2 separate regions of the Homo sapiens genome follow, and region 2 is linked to region 1. Evidence: read pairs that join two places in POLR2A ChIA-PET (ENCODE). Cell type or tissue: PC-9. All regions are shown on one strand. Each heading gives the region's core, and the rest is flanking DNA. Links, peaks and the distances in the headings are about the cores only. Region 1 holds the start of LOC107984118 (a long non-coding RNA gene). Region 2 has its middle 7.9 kb from the start of BOD1.

The links. Peaks named below come from ENCODE experiments on the same cell type or tissue, not always from the same donor. Only the 100,000 strongest peaks of a DNase experiment are listed, where the experiment ranks them.
Region 2: POLR2A ChIA-PET joins it to region 1 with 5 read pairs; 4 of 35 experiments call an interaction of 5 or more read pairs at or near these places.

The regions. Positions count from the first base shown.
Region 1 is chr5:173,711,384-173,719,542 of GRCh38, reverse strand. LINC01484 (long intergenic non-protein coding RNA 1484) reads left to right here. Exons shown (of 3, transcript NR_108027.1): 2 at 7,595-7,697. LOC107984118 (a long non-coding RNA gene) reads left to right here and starts at 4,580. Exons shown (of 2, transcript XR_007059059.1): 1 at 4,580-4,717. In PC-9, for the core only: no CTCF peak of the experiment used is centred there; a DNase peak (open chromatin) is centred at 4,722.
Region 2 is chr5:173,621,834-173,627,224 of GRCh38, reverse strand. No RefSeq gene overlaps it. Among named protein-coding and RNA genes, the nearest start is that of BOD1, 7.9 kb to the right of the region's middle. In PC-9, for the core only: no CTCF peak of the experiment used is centred there; no DNase peak of the experiment used is centred there.

The DNA.
Region 1 (8,159 bases), core at 3,582-6,081:
GCAATCACTGCACCCAGCCACCTCTATATACATGTACACAAAGCCACACAGTTTACACAGTCACAGGTATTTAAGTACACACTATTCACACACAAATACATATATAGACACACATGTACAGTCCGTCCAAAATATATGTACATAAAAGCACACTATTACACCTTCATATGTGCACACACACACACACCCAGACTCACTTCATACACACATAGATACAACAGCCACAGCTCCCCATCACCTACACACACACACACACACCTGGACACCCAGCTCTAATATAATCAGATAGAGATATGCATGCAGACAAATTTGCCTGTATAGTCAAACACATAGGCAAATAGAGAACGAGACACCACATGAACAAAGGCAAACCTACACACAAAGACACAGAGCACACTTACGCATATATCTATAGACCCACCATGGCACATATGGGTAAGTGCACACAGGCAAACTCACACACACGAGCATGCACAGGCAGAGAACACAAATGTACACTCCCAGGTGTCATAAAGAACAGCCCAGCTTCGGCTTGGGAACGTCACATCAGACAATAGGAACGGCTGCACCGCGCGTTTCCTCGGCTGCCAGCTTCCCAGCCACAGAGGATGCCTCACCTGCTATGTCAGCTCCCCTCTGCCCCACCTCACAAGAAGCTCAGAAGCTGAGGAGTCACAGAGAGACCTCCCTACTGTGTCAGAGGTAGGTAGGCACGACCAAGATCACATCCAGGCCGTTCCCACCCACCAACTCTTTGTCATGAGGTTTGTATCAGATGCCCTGTCTGCTGCTACAGCACAGAGCCAGCTGGCCTACAAAGACCATTCGGTGTAGTGAAGTCAAGCAGACCTGAGGTCAGGTGCCGCCTCTGCCCTCCACAGCTGTGGACCGTGAGCAAGTCACTTCACCTCTCCGAGTCTCAGTATCCTCACCTGTAAAGTGGGTGTAATAATAACACCTAGCTCAAAGAAGAGTGTGAAGGTTAAATTAGTCCTGCATGTGCTGACCACTTAGCACAGCTCCCGTCGTGCCGGAAGCACCCTATAAACCAGGCATTTGTGAGAAACACGGCACTATGGACATTTTGAGCTGGATAATTTTTCGTTGTGGGAAATTAGCAGCTTCCCTGGCCATTACCTGCTAGATGTCATTAGCACCCCCTTCCGAGTTGTGACAATCAAAAGTGTCTCCAGACATTGCCAAGTGTCCCCTGGGGAGGGGGGCGTGGCACAAGAGCTGCCCCGCTGAGGGTCACTGCTATGCATGTTGACTTTTATTATTGCTGTTGGCATCATCATTGCTAATACACTGGCTATGAGATGCTCAGAACAAAAAGGGAACCGGAAGCTGGAATGAGGATAAGCTCTGGGTGGCTCCCGTAGTCATTTCCTGCCTCTTTCCTCCTCCCTCCCGCTTTCGCCACCTTTGCTGCTGAAGCCACCTTGCAGGGCCAGGCCTGGCCTTGTGAGCAGCTGGAGGGAAGAGAGTTGAGGCACCCGCGCACGTTACTGTGGGAATGGAACTGAAATGGCTTCCCATGGGTGGGTAGTCTGGCCAGGCGCAATTCTGCACCTGGAAACTGGGCCTCCTGGGAAGTTAGGATGGACCCCACTTCTGGGCAATCTTGGGTGGGGCTGCGGGGGAAGGGGGCTGGGGAAATCAGGAGCAAAGAAAGCTCAGGACAGCAAAAGGGCAGAATACGTGACATGTTGAAATAACCTAGCCTCATCTATTAAAATACAAAATGCATGTATCTTTTGACAAAGGGATCCCTTACGTGGGAATCTGTCCTATAGAACAACAATCATTTATACGATTTGTAAGTACAAGGTGTTACTGCAGTACTGTTCATAGTGGCAAAAATCTAAAAGCCACCTTTGCTTGTCTGTCAGCTGGGGAATAATTGAATAAATTGTGGGTCACCCACACAACAGAATATTTTGCACCTGTTAAAAAAAGTTTTCTACATATGCAGTTATCTGGATTAATGTCCAGCACATAATTGTTAAATGAGAAAAACAAGATACAGAATACTGTAGGATCCCACTTTTTTGGTAAAAATCAACTAAGAAGCCCTATTTTTTGTATGTGTCTGAATATGAGGACAACTAATATTAGTTGCTGGAAAGAAAGGTAGAATGAGATGAATATGGAGAGATTACTTTTCATATATGTGTGTGTATAAATGCATAGACCTATGTGATTATCATATGTTTTATGCATTGTTATGAGTGCAAGCTACTTCACTAATTTCTGCAGAGGAATTTAATAAGGAGTTGTTATTTTTTTTTCTTTGAAAGAGAGTCTTGCTGTCACCCAGGCTAGAGTGCAGTGGTGCAATCTAGGCTCACTGCAACCTCCGCCTCCCGGGTTCAAGAGATTCTCATGCCTCAGCCTCCTGAGTAGCTGGGATTACAGGCACACACCACCACATCCGGCTTATTTTCTGTATTTTTCATAGAGACAGAGTTTCACCATATTGGCCAGGCTGGTCTCGAACTCCTGATCTCAGGTGATCCACCAGCCTCAGCCTCCCAAAGTGCTAGGATCACAGGTGTGAGCAACCGCGCCTGGCCAAGGACTGTTTTTAAATGAAAAGGAAAGAACTCATTCCTGAACCCATCTCTCACAGCGAGGTTTTAAAGCATGGTGTGGACTCCTTCACTCGTAAATAGGTTCAGCAATTCTATCTTGAGAATCTGCTATGTGGTGGGCACAGCTCTGAGCACAGTTAACCCAACAGGTGAAAAGATGCATCCCTACCCCAAAGCACTCACCTTCTGGTGGAAACACAGAGAACAGAGGAACACATCCATGTATAAGGCATTGGGAGGTCATGTTTACAAGAAAAACAGAGCAGGGTGAGGTACAGCCAGGAGTGGTGGCCTGTCTTCTGGACAGGGTGGTCAGAGAAGATCTTGGGCACAGACCTGAACAGACTGAGGGATGGAGGAGCCTGGGGAAGGAAAATCCAGGGAAGGGTGACCCTCCAGAGGGCCTCTGAGGGTGAATGTGCAGAGGCAGAACGTGCCTGAAACGCTGAGCAACCAGGAGGTCCGTGCAGGAGCTTGTGTTATTTTGGTGCAGGAGCTGGTGTTATTTCGGTGCAGGAGCTGGTGTTATTTCAGCATAGGAAGGACTTTGAATGTCATTCTAGGGGATTTGTCTTAGAAAAACAGGTTTCATCATTCCTGGACTTGTTCAAGACTGCGGTCAGCCCAGGCTATATCCTGGAGGGTCTGAGCAGAGGTTCAGCAGAGGTCCTGGTGGGCTCCAGGCAGGAACTGAAGGTGCTGAGCAAGACCTTGGTCATTCGTGCGAATGAAAGCCACAGTGGGGTACCCCAGAGGTTTGAGCAAACATGGTTTAAACCTCTGCAGAAATTAACGAAGTCACGTACACTCATAACAATGCATAAAACATATGATAATTACATAGACTTATGCACTTATCCACACACATATATGAAAAGTAATCTTTCCGTATTCGTCTCATTCCACCTTTCTTCCCAGTTGGATGTGGTAGAACAGACACTGCTGGTGGGAGAATCCTTGTGGAGCGAGCCCTTTGGCAACAGTTGGTGATTCCTAGTCAAGCTGAACATGCGCACACACTGGGATCTACCACTGCACTCCTAGGTGTGTCCCCTCCAGGAACTGTAGCATTCCAGTGCCAGGAGACCCACACAGCCTGCGCACAGCAAGATCATTCAAGATAGCAAAACCAGGAACAGCCCAAATGTCTACAGAGAGTAGAATGTGTGAGAAAACTGGGCTACCTTCCTCCGGGGCAGTACGATGCAAGCAGTGGCAATGAATAAGTGGCTGCTGCAGGCACGGGCTTGGGTGAATCCCAGATCCTCACGTGAATATAGGAAGCAAGTCACAGAGCACAGAGAGTATGATTCCATTTGCACAAAGTCCAAAACCAGACAAAATAGCTAGACTTTGTTTAGAAATCCATAAATAGGTCATAAAAGTATACAGAGAAACAAGGGAGTAATTGACACAAAATTTTTTAAAAAGTGTTGTAGACTGTAATTTTTTAAGTGAAAATGGTTGATATTTCATTGTATGACTCATTTAAACAGAAGCCAAAATGGATGAATGTCTTTTACTTTGTCGTTGTTAAGTAGGTGATGAAGGTGAAATTGTCAGTGGATGACATTAATCCTTCTCTCTCCACCGTTTTCCATAGGATTGTAGGTTTAAAGCAAAAGAGTGTTCCGTGGGATTTTCCATGGGATTGTAAGTTTAAAGCAAGAAAGTCAATACTGATGATGCCTTGAAATAAGTTATACAATTATACCCATTTCAGAGATGAGCAGAATGGGGCTCAAAGAGGTGACAGCACTTACTCAAGGTTACCCGGGATTCAGATCCACATTGGTAGGACTCCAAAGCCAGAAAGAACTTGACATATTTGAGGAACTGAAAAGAGGGCAGGGGTGGCGGGAGCACAGTGTGTGAGGGATAGCAGAAGGATTTGTAGGTCATGGAGGGAAGCTTGCAACGTTATTAATGGTGCCCTAGGGAGTCACCAAAGGGTTTTTAAGCAGAGGAGAGACAGGGCCAGATCTGCATTGTATAAAAACTTCTCTAGCTGCTGTGTCACAAAGATACTGGAAAGGGGCAAGGTGAAGGAGGAGACCAGCAGAGCAGCCACGGCCGGGACAGTGCAGAGGAGGGAAGATGACACAGCTGTGAGACATTTTGGGGTGAGTCACAGAATTTGGCAATGGACTGAATTTGAGACTTGAGGTAAAAGAAGAGGTCAAGAATGACGCCAGATTTTTGACTTCAACAGCTGAGTAGAAAGAGGCGACATTTGAAATAACTGAAGGAACGGCAGTCTGTGGGGACACAGGCCTGGGTGCTCAGAGTGGCACACTTTAATGCAAATGGCCTTCTGCTTTCTGCTCCAGTCCCCGCACTTAAGGAAGGAACAGCCACTGAGCTGTATGAACAGCCACCCCTGCCCTCCAACAGAGGCCCTGTTCTTGACATGCTCGTGCACCTCACTTTTCTCCTGGGGTGAGTTCTTTCCTCTGCTCTTCTGCTGACTGACACCTAGTCGGCCAGTCCAGGCCTGTCTGAAGCCTTGGGTGAGACCCCTGGTGCATCTCATGTTGTTGATTCCTCTGGCCTTTTGCTAAGTCCTCTACTCCTCTGCCTTTTATAAGGTCGAAGGGAACTCTAAAAAATCTATACTGGCCCATCAGCTGCAAAAATTAACTGTTTGGATCTCTTAGAATTTGGGTGGTACATGAAGAGCAATAGAAAACACTCCCCTTTCCTGGAGCATTACCTGAATTATTTAATAAGTTGCTTTCACTGGAGTCAATATAGTACCTAAGTCAAAGGCCTTTGAAGTCAGACAGGTGTGAGTTGGAATCCAGCCTCTGCAACATCAATAGCTGTGCGATCCTGGGCAAGGGACTTAGAGTGAGTAACACAGGGTCTGGCAGATAGGAGGACCTCAATCAACAGAAGGTGGTAGTGATCTGGGAAAATTGTAAAAGAAGAGACTTTTGGCTGGAAGAGCCAAGATCTTGCCGCCATTATATAGGTGGAGGAACGGAGGCCTGGAAACATTACAGGGTTTGCTCAAGGACCCACATTAGAGGTGGAACTCTACCAGGAGTTAACGCCACAAATGACTCCCAGCCCTGTTCTCTCTCCAGACCCCCTGGGGAAAAGCCGCAGACATGAGTGAAGGCAGCAGGACCTGTGTGACGTGGGTTTTCAGTTGATTGCAAGGTTGCTGGGGAGCAGAGGGACCCACTGCAGTCCCACAGGCTGGATGGTTTTGTTTTATTACACAGGGTAAAATCTGAACTAGCTGCTACTATTTACATATCAGGAGGTTTCCTGAAAAAATCAAAATTTCTGAATTTTTTTGAAAAATCAGAAAACATGGCCACCCAGCCCTGTATTCCTACAGGGTGGCAGTAGTGGGAGCTGACCTGCTGCTGTGCCCTTGTGGATCTGTGCTCTCCAGTTTGCCACAGTCCCTATCCCTCTCTATTGTCTCCTGGACACTATAGCCTGGTGTCACCTGCAGCTGGCTATCATGCTTGAGCTATTGTGTTTTGAATATGTGGTCCACTTTCCTCATTTGTGTGACCTGCTCTGTCCACAAAGACATGCACTTGCGATTCTGGCCTTAGAGTGTCTCCTTAAAAAAATGTTTTAGAACATAAAGATATATACATTCTCCAATCCATTGCTGCCCTATTAGCTATTGTTGTGGAACCCTGAGTCATTTCTCTCAAAATTCTCCTGGCAAATATGTTCCCTCTGAAATCTTCCTCCCCACATCCATTTGGAAATAGAAACTCCTGCCCACGGCTGTAGTGGTCCCTTTCTCTGCATCCTCCACTATTCCTCTTCTTTTGGATCTTGCCAAGGGTTATGGTCTGCAGTTTTCCATGCCTTTTCCTTTCCCCACCCTACCCCCCTCGCCTGCTCGCAGGGCCACTCCTTCTCTCCACATCGTGGAAACCTGGCCCTATGCTCTGCCTCGCTGCAGCTCTGCATGGCTGGCCCTCCTTTCTGCATCCGGTGGGCAAGAGGAACCAAAAACAGACATTTACAGGGAGCGGGGGATGGGGACAGGTCAGGTTTCTTGAGTTTCTTGGAGCAGGAATGTCAGTCACCAACCCTGTACCCTTACGATTCGCTCTGGACAGTGGCATACTAAATCTGTACTTGCCTCCCTTTCACTTTCAGAGATGAATAAACAAGCATGTCCTGCCTAAGATGTTTGGGGCCTCTCCTCTTTGACTTTCTATTCTACTGCCTCTGTTTAGACCTGTGCCAACTTGCAAACTTGCCATGGCCTCCCATCCAGCCTCCCTGCTTCCAACTCGCCCTCTCCTGTCCCTCTTCCACCCTGCCTCAAGCTTGATCAGGTCTCCCATCTGCGTGAATCCCATCAAGAGCTCCCTATTACCTTCAGAGGGAAGCCCAGGCCCTTGGCCAACCAGGCAGGGCTCACCTAACTTCCCAGCCTCATTGCTCATTTCTCCCCACCAGCACTGGCACTCAGTCTCGAAAGCCAGGAAGCTCTCACCCGGTTTTTCTCCTTGCCCTCATTTTTTTTCTCTATCAGAAAAACTTCTCTCATCAGGATGGAGTTGGGGAGGGGGCTACTCCCACTGATCCTTCAGGAATCAGTTTAAACACCACCTCCTCCCCACCCTTTGTCTGACTGCTTGTCTCCACCAAAGCGTTTAGATTGTTTTGTTTCTCCTCTGCTCACACCTCTGCTGTGGCCTGCCTGGTTGCACAGTTTACAGATCTGTCTCCCCCAGACTCTGAGGCCTCAGGCAGAGACCCTCTGGCTCATCTCTGTGTCCTCAGAACATGGCCCAGGATCTGGCATGACGACAGCCTAATACAAGCTTGAGGAATTGAGTGATGCAGTACTGAATTTCAGCAAAGACATAGAGAGGTTGTTCATAAAAGGCTGTCCTTGGGTTTTTTGAAATATGTTTCCTGCTTCATAGAAGCAAGGACCATTCTTCAAGAAGATGACCATGGGCCTCTCTCCACCCTTGTCAACCACAAGGCCCTTTCTATTCCTTTCACAGGAATAGGTCCTTCTGTCACGGGGCACAGGACCCTTGACCGCAAAATGACGTGAGTTACCACTGACTATTTTCTGGGTCTTGATCTTGTGACTCCAAATGGATGGTAAGCTCCTTAAGGGAAAGTCTATGATATTCATCCAACCACCCATCCATCCTTTCATCCACCCAACCATCCATCCATCTGACCATCATCCATCCATCCATCCATCCATCTATCCATCTTCTATCCATCTGTCTACTCACCCATCCACCCATCCATTCAATTATTCATCCATCCCTCTTCCATCCATTCACCCATCTTCCATCCATCTGTCCACCCATCCATTCCACCATTTATCCATCCAACCACCATCTATTCATCCAACCACTCGTCTATTCATCCCTCTGACCATCCAACCATCCATCGATTTGTTCAATTATTTTATCAAGCATCTACACTGCACCACACACCCTAATGGGTGTTGGGGAGAAAATGGAGAGTAAAATCAGATGGGACCTCTGACCTCAGTGCGGCTGACCATCAGTCCGGTAGAGGAGACACGTAAACTGACAATTATAAATAAAC
Region 2 (5,391 bases), core at 2,892-5,391, 92 kb after region 1:
TATGCCAACTGCGATTCCACAGCTGGATATACTCATGCAAGCTAACACTTGACAATAATAACATGGTAAACTTGTACTGGGGGTCTTGTTTTATCATTCCTGGAACTCTCTCAAATACATTCTCTTTCAAATGCCTTCCTCATATCCACCCTAAAAATAAGGTCTTTTAGTCACTCTATTCTACAGATAAGGGAAGTGAGGCTCACATGCCCAAAAGGTGACCAAGTCTGACCAGAAGACCCTTGCTTGCACTGGGCTAAGATATACAAGGCCTGCCCCTGGAGAAGCAAGTTTGAGAAAAGCAAGGGAAGGCAGGTGCATCTTGCCAGTTTCTGCCCTCCCTTCCAGCTTCACATTGACCTCTAACTGGCAGTACTGCTCCAAGGCTCTTAGTTGCAAGCAACATAAATGTATTCTGGGTGATTTAAGCTGAAAGGGAATTCATTGAAAGATTCTAGGTAGCTCACGGAATTGACAGGAAGACTGAAGAACTAGGCTCAGGAAATAGGTAAGAAAAAGGGCGGTCTCGCAGCCAGAATCACAAACAAAACTCTTGCTCCAGAACCAGTCCAGTGACATCATTGCTGCAGCTGCTACAAACACAGGGCCCCTGTCATTGCAGCTGGAGCACTGTCCCTTCTGGCCATGGCTGTGCACAGAGCTGCAAAGGAGGCTGGGAAAGTGGGTATCTGGTATTTTCTCTACCCATAGGAAGGCTCTGCCACCTAACAAGCCTCAGGGGGTACAGAGTTCCCCCCAAATAGGAAGGGCATTGAGAGTTGAGATGCCAGGTAACCAAATCTCAGGCAAATGTGCACGTATCAATCAGGTTAGGCTCAGTAATGCTGTAGTAACAAAAACATCTTAAATCTGAGGGGCTTAAAAACAACCAAGGGTTATTTCTGGGTCACGCTTACATGTCCAGCAAGGGGCTCCATTCCAGGACTTTCTTAACTCAGACCTCAGGCTGCTGGAGCCGCCTGATCTCAAATATTTCCCACAGTCACCATGGCATTGGGAAGGGGTGATTAGAGCAGCAATTACAGGCTCCCAACCAGAAGTGACATATGTCACTTCCACGCATGGCTCACTGGCCAGACCTAGTCACATGGCCCTGCCTTGGGGCCAGCAAGTGCCGTCTTGCCTCAGATCTGGAGGGCAGAGAGCTGGGGAAATCTGGCAAGTAGTGTTGACAATGCCCAGGGTCCACTGAATGGGGCCTGCCAATCAAAGCCCACCTGGAAAGGGAACAGAAGACAGAGCACTGAAATGGAGGTAGGAGAGCAGAGTTTCATTCCTGGTTGAGCCCCTGAGAACTGTACATGTATCTAGCAGCACCTAGGGGCTAGAGGAAACCCTTACTTCTGGGTGTGGCCCCAGAAGACACTCTGCTCAAACTGCAAGTGGCAGCAGCAGATGTTGGAAGCACAGCCCACGAATGAAGCACTGGAGGGCCCAGAGTAAGGGGAGCTGGGAGCCAAGCCCAGCCTCTTGGAGCTCAGGCAGGCAGCCTTTTTCCTGCCTACAGGCTCCTGAGCCACTGTCTCCTAAGGAAGATGGGTGCTTCACTGTAGCCCCAGGCTCCCTCTGGAAATAAATCCTCTTCTTGTAACTGTCTGACAGGCAGCAGGAGCCAGGATGCCTAGAATATCCACAGGCTTCTTGGGCCCACACTTTGTTTTGGTTGCAGAGAGATGACAGGCCAGGGTGTGTCCCCAAGAAGATCCGGGGGAAGCGAGGCACTGTGAGCTGGATAGTGAGTGGGTGGGAGGCTGACTATGGGTCCCTTGGGACATGGAATGTCCTCTAAGAACAAGGTTGAAAGTACAATTTGCCACTTGTTTATTTGTTTTTAATGTGGCTGAAACATCAGTCCCTCCTCTGATACCTTCAGAAAGTCAATCAGTACCAAATAATCCAGGTGCTGAGATTCGTATAAAAGCCCCTAAATTTAAAAGAATACAGTAGAGGCAGGACTTCAATGCAGAGGTGAAGAATTTGAAGAAATCATGGAGGGGGTCAGGATTGGCCTTCTGCAGGACCTAGGATGGCCATGGGGAGAGGTAGGTTGGGAGGCAGTGAGCAGGCTGAGCCAGATCTCAAGGAGCAGTGATGCCCTAGCCAACACCCGCCCCATGAGATGATCCCTGCAGCCCCCTCTCTGGTCTCCCTGCCTCCAGTGTCACCCCATCCACTCACACTTCCGTGCTGTCCCAGAAGAATCTTCGTAAATTTTGTATACTATGCTGCTCCTGCCCTATTGAAAAGCATTGTCTTTACTCCAAGGTCAAATTCAATCTCTGAAATTGCAGCATTTGAGGTCCCAGGCTACTTCATCACCCTATCTCAAACACATGCTCTGCAACCTCCACGCAGCTCATGGGACCAGCCCCACCTTTTCAGAATATACTGATACCCTTCAAGCCTCTGAGCTTTTGCTCAAACTCTTCCTTCTTCCTGGGGCCCTGAGCCACTCCTTCCTCCACCTACTTACCCGGGAAAGGTTCTTAGTTGTAACAGAAATGAATTCTGGCAACTTTAAGCAGCAAAGGTATGCAGGATAGAATATGAGTGACTCTCAAGATCTCTGGGAAGGCCAGAGATTCAGGCTGAGAGACTACAGGGATAGGATCCACACCCACATCACACCACTGGAGATCCTGTAGAGACGTCACTACCCTGATGCTGAGACAGACACGACATCAGATGCCTCCCATGCTGCCCACTCAGCTATTACACATCTCTGTGGGACTTCGCCCTGGCCCCTGGGAAGGCTGGCTGCATTCAACAACAGCCACCTGTGCCCTGAGAAAGCTTTCTGAACTCAGGAGTCATAAAATCTATACGCATGTCCCTCCTCACCCCGGCATGGCCCCTCCCCTCTACAGCAAATCACCACAGCTGAGTCCCTTTTCTTTCTAGAATCATCATGGGAGCATGGTCTAGAGCCTGGCCCTTACCAGGCATTGTCTCATATAATTCTCACAGCATCCCTGTGATGTAGGTTCTATTATTGTCCTCATGTCACACACAAGGAAAGAGGCTCCAAGAAGAGAGAGAACCTCTCCTGGTGGTGGGGCCAGGATTCTACCCCAGACCTATCTCTGAAGGCCACAATTCTCCTGATATGTTATAGCAGGAGGAACCCAGGCTTTAGGTATCAGGCAGTCTTGTTTGAACCCTGGCTTCAACACCAGGCAACTGATGTCCCTTCTCTGCCCCTTAGTCTTCTCATCTGTAAAATGGGAATAACATCTGTTTGCCTTGCAGAGCTTTTGTCTCAACTAGAGGTGATGGGAGTAAGGAGGGTAAGGACCAGGTATGTAGAAGGTGCGTAATAAATATTACTTCCCTTCCCCTGGCTGGCACCATCTGCTGTTCTCCTCTCCCCATCCCCTGAATCTCTAGGATTTCAGCTGCATTTTCAGAAACATCCAGCACATGCTGGGGCCTGCTCAACCCTCGGAAATGAAAGGGATTCCCACGAGCATCAGCTCAGATACTTCTGCTTGCCTCTGACACAGCCTGGCCACAGAGAGGTGGTACCTAAGCCACACCCAGCCACACCTGAGCCACACCCAGACACCCAGAGCTAGGCTTCCCTGTGCTCTCTTGGCACAGGATGTGGGAAGTCCTTGGATGAGATTGGATGGCAGGAGAGCTATTCCCCTGGGCCTCACGGTCCAGAGTCCTCAGATTTAGATATTCTCTCCAAATAACGCTAAACATGCAATTGCAGATAAATATTGGCAGGAGCAAAGGAGACATTTGTCCGCAGCTTTAAACTTTGTCCCATCATTATGCCCCAGGGCGTGCAGCACACGTGAATGTATACACATAATACATATTGGCTGGGTGCGGTGGCTCACGTCTGTAATCCTAGTACTTTGGGAGGGTGAGGCAGGTGGACCACGAGGTCAGGAGATCAAGACCATCCTGGCCAATATAGTGAAACCTTGTCTCTACTAAAAATACAAAAATTAGCCAGGTGTGGTGGTGTGTGCCTGTAGTCCCAGCTACTCAGGAGGCTGAAGCAGGAGAATCATTTGAACCCGGGAGGTGGAGGTTGCAGTGAGCCGAGATTGTGCCACTGCACTCCAGCCTGGGCGACAGAGTGAGACTCCATCTCAAAAAAAAAAAAAAAAAAAAAAAAAAAAAAAATATATATATATATATATATATATATATATTCTTCATTATCTTAGAAGTAGCACAATCACTCATCACACTGTATTGTATGCGTGGCAGCAGTGGAATTGTTAGATTGTTCAATGTTGTCTCTCACAGATCTACTACTCTTCTGATCACCCTGTTTCAGCTCCTTTCTTTTACAGGCAAGAGGTGCAAAGGCCAGAGAGGATACATTGCCAACAAAGGTCGTAGAGCTTGACTTTTGCATTCAAGTAAATCTTTACCAAAGGTATTCAGTTTTAGGCAGAAGTGGCCAGCCAGAAACAAGCAGGCAGGATGGGAGTAGGAGTTGAGGAGAAAATGATTTCGAGAAACCCACGTGCCGAAAATAATCTCTCTTTCTGCTCCGTTGACGGATCTGATGTTTCTACCCAGAGAAACAACAGTTCCCCACCCTGGCCCACTCTCAGAACCCCCTTGAAAACTTGCTTAAAAATGTAAACGGCTATGGCCTGTCTCTACAGATCCATTCTGTGGGTTTGGCAGGATGACTGAGCACCTGTATGTTTTGACGACGTCCTCAGGGAATTTCAACAAACACCAAAGTTAAAGAAGGACTGACCTAAGCTGTCTCAAAGAGTTATAGAGTAAACTAGGTTGAGTCACTCATAGAAATTATCTGGGCCGGGTGTGGTGGCTTACGCCTGTAATCCCAGCACTTTGGGAGGCCAAGGCGGGTGGATCATGAGGTCAGGAGTTCAAGACCAGCCTGGCCAAGATGGTGAAACCCCGTCTCTACTAAAAATACAAAATATTAGCCGGGCGTGGTGGCACGCGCCTGTAATCCCAGCTACTCCAGAGGCTGAGGCAGAGAATTGCTTAAACCTGGAGGGGCGGAGCTTGCAGTGAGCCGAGATCACACCACTGCCCTCCAGCCTGGGCGACAGGGCGAGACTCCGTCGCAAAAAAAAAAAAAAAAAGAAAAAAGAAAAAAAAAAGAAATCATCTGAAGGCACAGGGCCCTGGGGAAGAAATTTGATCCACTCATGCATTTATTCACTCATTAGCTTTCATATTTGGTCATTCCAAAAGTGATGGCGTTAGTGGAGGAATGTGCTCAGGGTTGTATCAGGCAGGATAGGCTAGGTTACGCCACAGTCAAAAACAACTCCAAATCTCAGTGGCTTAAAACAAAAGGTCTCTTTCTCACTCATGTTACATGTCGGGTTATCTGGGGCCTCTGCTCCACATCACCTCACT